2 separate regions of the Homo sapiens genome follow, and region 2 is linked to region 1. Evidence: read pairs that join two places in POLR2A ChIA-PET (ENCODE). Cell type or tissue: GM12878. All regions are shown on one strand. Each heading gives the region's core, and the rest is flanking DNA. Links, peaks and the distances in the headings are about the cores only. Region 1 holds the start of ZNF234 (zinc finger protein 234). Region 2 overlaps CEACAM20 (CEA cell adhesion molecule 20).

Region 1 (2,913 bases), core at 252-2,751:
AGAATAAGAATGAGCATGATAGAATATGGCAGGTCACTAGTTTATTATCTCTTTATCTGGAAATTTCCATGGATAAGCAGATAAATAGAAAAACATTGAGAAATGTATAATAAAAATTTTGTAAAACATTTATAAGTAATATAAACATGGAACCACTAAAACAAAATGCATTAGAAATTTAACCATTACTATCTTTACATCCTGATTTCATAGGTAATTACAATTTTTGTATCTTCGTATTTCTGTAATTTCTGAATGCTTCACAGTGATACGGTTCTATTAGAATGTGAAATATTTGTAATAAATGAAACAAAATAGTTGACAGTTTTTAAAAACTGAGAAAACTCCAAGGCAATTAGCCTTGCTCTTAAGGTCCTTTAATCAAGTTCTAACTTACTTTCCCCACCTGAGTACAGCTAGTTCCTCTGCCTCAATGAGAATATATCCAAGAGATGATCAACTCGGGCTCTGACCCTGAATGCCTAGGTTCCAACCCAAGTTTCACCTCTTACTACTTGGATGACCAGTACCTCTCCACAGAGTCACGTTGCGGCTTAAACGTATCTAATTGTATAAATCCCCTAGAATTGAAGTTAGCAATTAAGGCTTAATTATTATAAATGCCCATGCCCTATTACACATGCTACAAAGATACAGTCTCTGTAAAAGAAAAATGACAAGTCACACTCACGTGGAGCTTTGCTTTCAGTAGCCAAGAAGTCAGTCCGCGCAGTCCTTTTTCAGGCTGGGGAAGGAGAAAGCTGTGAAACATCCTGACTGGGTCGCTGTCCCTGAGAAAAGTTAAATGCTCCCCTCCCTTCGTGGAAGTGGACGCAACCCTCGCCTGCCTAAAAAGAGGTCAGAAGGCGTCCGGGATCGTCCAGCGTCCTGCAGGGATCAGAGATAAGGGCTGAGGCCCCTGCTGCTGGAGCTCTGACCCCACCGGGGGACCTAACAGGTTTCGTGGGAAAGTAACAAGAAACCACCACTCACCAAGTGACAGGGACTGTTTGTGTTGTGTAACCTATTCCAGTTACCAAAACGATTCTACAAAGATGGTCCTAACGTCCCCATTTTAAAGAACAGCAAGGAGAGGCCCAGGGAGATTAACACGCCAACCTTGCACTGTAAAAAAGTGACTGCGCGCCTGGAGTGCAGGGAGGCGGAGTGGGCGAGCTCAGAGCCCCGGAAACCCTCAAACCAGGCGAGACGCGACCCAACCAAGTCCCAATGCCCCCCGCCTCCCGCCGCGGGACACGAGGGGAGCCCCAGCCCAAGAAGGCTCCGCTGACACAACAAAAGCCGCCGCCCTCGCCCCACCAAACCTCTGCTCTCCCACGAGGCTTCTTTTCCCATAACCGGACCACCAGGTCCCAGCGAGCCCCAATCTTAAGTCCCTGACATTAGGAGGGGCCCGCGAGTCGCGGAACTGGAAGAAACTACCGTGGAATGTGCCGTGACAATCGCCCCCTCTTCCCTGGAGCGGAAGTGCCCGCGACTCCACTGATTGGCGGGACTACATTTCCCAGAATTCCCCGGATCCCCCTGCGTGGGTCAAATGGACCACGACTCCACTGAGCGTTTGGATTACACTCAGAATGCTGAGGGAAAAACGTTCAGAATCTCACCCTTCAGGGAAAAGCGATGGGACTCCGCGGTGCTCCTTGCCTACGATTCCCGCACTGCCCATGGGGAACGAATCCTATATCGCTGAGCGCTTGGTAGGGAATGTGGACTGTGACCCTGAGAGTCGTCCTTCCCTCTGCCTGAGTCCTTGAGCGAAAATATTGAATAGACAGCAATTCCTGAAGTCTAAACGCCTCCCAGGACTACGGAGGATTATTGGAAAGAGAACAAGCGAGGAGATACAATCTTCAAGGACTAAATGGGGAATGACTTTTTAGGGGTCAGTAGATGATTGATGATTGATTACTATAAACTGATAATATGAGGCCAAAACTAAAAGTTGGAAGAGTGAGCAAGTACAATGGTTTGGGAGAGGCAATGAAGAACAAAGAAGGTGCCAGCCCCTACTCCAGACGCTGTGGTACCACTGGTTTGGCAGGAAAAACAATCATCATTTGAGAGGGCCAGTGGGGAAGCCCTGTCCTCATGGAAAAGCTATCTTCTTTCGTTTACACTTTTCATGGTATTATGTCTACTGAAGAGGTAAAAACACCAAATTTCAGAGAAGCTCTTAAATTGCCCAATACTTCAAAGCAAGTATAACTGGTGAAGCGCTTGGCATTGATGTCAGACACCCAATGCCTATGATTTATTTAATGCAGTAGCATTAAGGAGGATCCTATACGTGAAGGAACATATTTTATTTTCTTCCTTTATATTTTTTGGTTAAAATATCGTCATTATAGTTAGCAATTTGGAATCTGGCTTACATTGGTTGATACAAATAAATAATAGAATAAAGCAAAATCAGAAAAAAACCCATCTAAAATCTTTCTTCAAGATAACCAGGGGCTGGGTGCGGTGGCTCACGCCTGTAATCCCAGCACTTTGGGAAGGCCAAGGCGGGCGGACCATGAGGTCAAGAGTTCGAGACCAGCCAGGAGAACATGGTGAAAACCCATATCTACTAAGAATACAAAAATTAGCCGGGCATGGTGGTGCGTGCCTGTAATTCCAGCTACTCGGGAGACTGAGGTAGGAGAATCGCTTGAACCTGAGAGGCAGAGGTTGCAGTGAGCCGAGATCATGCCACTGCACTCCAGCCTGGGCGACAGAGCAAGACTCTGTCACGGAAAAAAAAAAAAAAAAAAAGATAACCAGATTTTTTTCTCCCCATAAACATACATTGGCCTATTGATATGGTTTAGATCTGTGTCCCCACCCAAATCTCATGTTGAAATGTAATCCCCAGTGTTGGAGTTGGGGCCTGGTGGGAGGCGATTGGAT
Region 2 (2,913 bases), core at 87-2,586, 360 kb before region 1:
GCTTCTTCAAGCCAAGACAGAAGTCATAATCTTATGTAACAGAATCACATACATGCAATCATGTATATCCTGCCACCTTTGCCATATTCTATTGGTTAGATGCAAGTCACAGGTCTTGCCCTCAAGGGGAGGAGATTACATAAAGGAATGAATACCAGGAGGCAGGGATTATGGGGACCACTTTAGAGTCTGTTTACCACAGTGGGGAAGTACATGGGCCATTCCAGGAACAGAGATGTGCCAGGGTTACTAAAGTGTGATGAGAATGGAGGAAGATTTTTGGAATTTCCAAAGAAAGGAAAGCTCCAGGCTGTTTGGGCCCCAGACTACAGTGAGTAGACTGGGAGGGTCCACCTAGCAAATGGAGCTCACATTTTCTCTTTGTTTAACAGGAGCTTGTGAATCCAGAGCCCAACACTTACATCCAAATCAACCCCTCCGTCTAATGGAAGCAGAGATCTTTTCTCCAGGAGTCCTAGAGAAACCATGCTTGATCATATATTTAATGACATTTATTAAGTGCATATTATAAGCCAGTCATTCTCTGTCATCTCTGTAGACCTTGTGATGTTCTACTGCAATGGGTTGGTCAGGCCCTGGCTTCCATAGAATCTTAGATTTTGACTCATATTTTTTTTCAAAGCAATAGTAAGGGTAAAAATGACAGCCCGTGGATCTAGAGTTAGAGGACCAAGGTTTGAGACTGAACAGCTTAGGATATCATAGTTGCAGGCTGAGGATGAGCAAACACTGTTGGTGGACTCCAGAGAGAAGAGTGAGTCTGAGTCAGCCAGAGAGGAGTAGGGGACAAAGACAGGTGTCAGAGAAGAAGTGGCTTTTCAAATCATGATAGAAGATAAGGAACAAGGAGCTCTTAAGAAATTAAGAGCTCTTAATAAAAGGAGAAAACACGTAGTGAAGTGAGGGATTGAGGCTCCTGAGGAGAGGTAGGCATGAAATGCTTAGAATCCTGAGAACTGCAGGGGCGGAGAGAGTCAGAATGAGATTTGCTGAAGGTAAAGAGAGTTAGGAGACAAGGATATCTCCATGGTTTCTTGCCAGGGCAACTGGATGATTGGCAGGTCACTTTCTGAGAAACTTTGGGATAAGGAGAGAAATAAAGAATTTGCTTCATGTCAAGAATTTAGACATGTCAAGAATCAGTTGCAGAATCAAGTAGGCAATTGTTCATAAAAATCTAGACAGATCATGGCTGGAGATACACATTTGAGAGTTGTCAGTGGGACTTAAAGTTATGGGGCTGGATGAGCTCCTCTGTCAGGGGGGTCCCCAAGACCACCTCATGCTCAAAGATTTTCTAGAGGAATTCATAGGACCCAATTGTTATACTCATGGTTATAGTTTATTACAGCAAAAGGATGGAGAATAAAATTAGCAAAGGGAAAAGGTGCATGGGGTGAAGTCTGGAGGATACCCTGCACCAGCTTCCAAGTGTTCTCTTTCAGTGGAGTCACATGGTGTATTAGTCTGCTTTCTTTGGCCTATAACAGAATATCTAAATCTGGGTAATTTGTTTTAAAAAGGAAATTTATTTCTTACAGTTATGGAGGCTTAGAAGTCTAAGGTCTAGGGGTTGCATCTGGTGAGAGCACTTCTTGCTGGTGGGGACTCTCTGTGGAGTCCTGAAGTGGTGCAGGGAATCACATGCCAAGGGGACTGAGTGTGGTAACATGTTAGCTCATGTTTCTCTTTCTTTTCTTATGAAGCTACCAGTTCCACTCCCATGATAACCCGTTAATCCATTAGTCCATGAATGGATTAATCCATTCATGAAGGCAAAACCCTCATGAGCCAATCACCTCTTAAAAACCCCCACCTCTCAATATTGCCACACTGGGGATTAAGTTTCAACATGAGTTTTGGAGGAGACAAATATCCAAACCACAGCACATGGGAAATCCCCCAGCAATGATGTGTGACAACGTGTGTGAAGCATTGCCATCGAGGGAAGCTCACCTAAACCTGGGTGTCCATGGTTTTTATAAAGGGTCAGTCACTGAAGCTCCAGACTCCTAGAAGGAAAGCAGATGTTCCTCCATAAATTACACTGTTAGTATAAACCATCTGGACAAAGTGGTACAGCATGGCTCAAGGCCTCAGGCAAACAAAAGCACTCTTACCAGATAGAACATTATGAGAGCTCAGTTCCCAGAGCTGCCCAAAGGCTAGTCAGGAAAACAGGACCTTCTGGGGAACTTACAGAGTTTGAGCAATAGGCCTGTTATGTCAACCCCAAGCAGAGTGGATGAAGACAAGGCAAGGGACAGGCTGACAGCTGATTCCTGGGTTCCTCTGATGTTTACAGGAGAGATCAAGCAAAGGAGACAAAAAAGGACTGTTAACACAGGGGGAAACCAACACTGAAAACTCCTGGAAATGAAGAGTTTTCAGAATGCGTTGTTGCTATCCTTGGAGCTGAATGGCTATCATAATGATGATAACATTAATTCAGATTTTAAAAATTAATCATTAGATGTGATACAAGAGACCGGAATTAGGATCTTAAGGGTTGCACTCAGTAGTACCAGAAACACCACCCTATTTGAACCCTGAGAACTTTCCTCTTCCCTGCCAAGAAATGTCCCCCTCCCCCTGACATCCTAGAGACAGATCATGCCCTTTTACCCTCTCGTTACTCTTACTTTGTTTTCTAGTATTTATAGTAAATGGATTCATAATCTTCTTGCTCTTCACTGTATCTTGAGCCCTTATCCAATTCATGGCCAATAAACAGAATCTTAATATAAACTTTGGTCTCAGCTCTTCCCGACAGTTGACAGATAAATCTCTAGATTAGATAGGCATCTTTCTAGAATGTTCCTGAGTGGTAACTCTTTAAAATTTTTATTTATTCATTTATTTATTTTGAGACAGGGTCTGGCTCTGTCGCTG

Evidence for each region. ChIA-PET counts read pairs that join two places held together with the same protein. Peaks named below come from ENCODE experiments on the same cell type or tissue, not always from the same donor. Only the 100,000 strongest peaks of a DNase experiment are listed, where the experiment ranks them.
Region 2: POLR2A ChIA-PET joins it to region 1 with 15 read pairs; 2 of 35 experiments call an interaction of 5 or more read pairs at or near these places.

The regions. Positions count from the first base shown.
Region 1 is chr19:44,140,146-44,143,058 of GRCh38, reverse strand. ZNF234 (zinc finger protein 234) reads right to left here and starts at 1,505. Exons shown (of 6, transcript NM_006630.3): 1 at 1,326-1,505; 2 at 692-745. RefSeq lists enhancers at 1,018-1,067, 733-1,323, 1,078-1,477. In GM12878, for the core only: a CTCF peak has its summit at 1,407; a DNase peak (open chromatin) is centred at 1,518; H3K4me3 peaks cover 1,948 bases; H3K27ac peaks cover 1,277 bases.
Region 2 is chr19:44,503,694-44,506,606 of GRCh38, reverse strand. CEACAM20 (CEA cell adhesion molecule 20) reads left to right here. Exons shown (of 12, transcript NM_001102597.3): 12 at 393-448. The coding sequence ends at 446. Among named protein-coding and RNA genes, the nearest start is that of ZNF180, 4.6 kb to the right of the region's middle. In GM12878, for the core only: no CTCF peak of the experiment used is centred there; no DNase peak of the experiment used is centred there.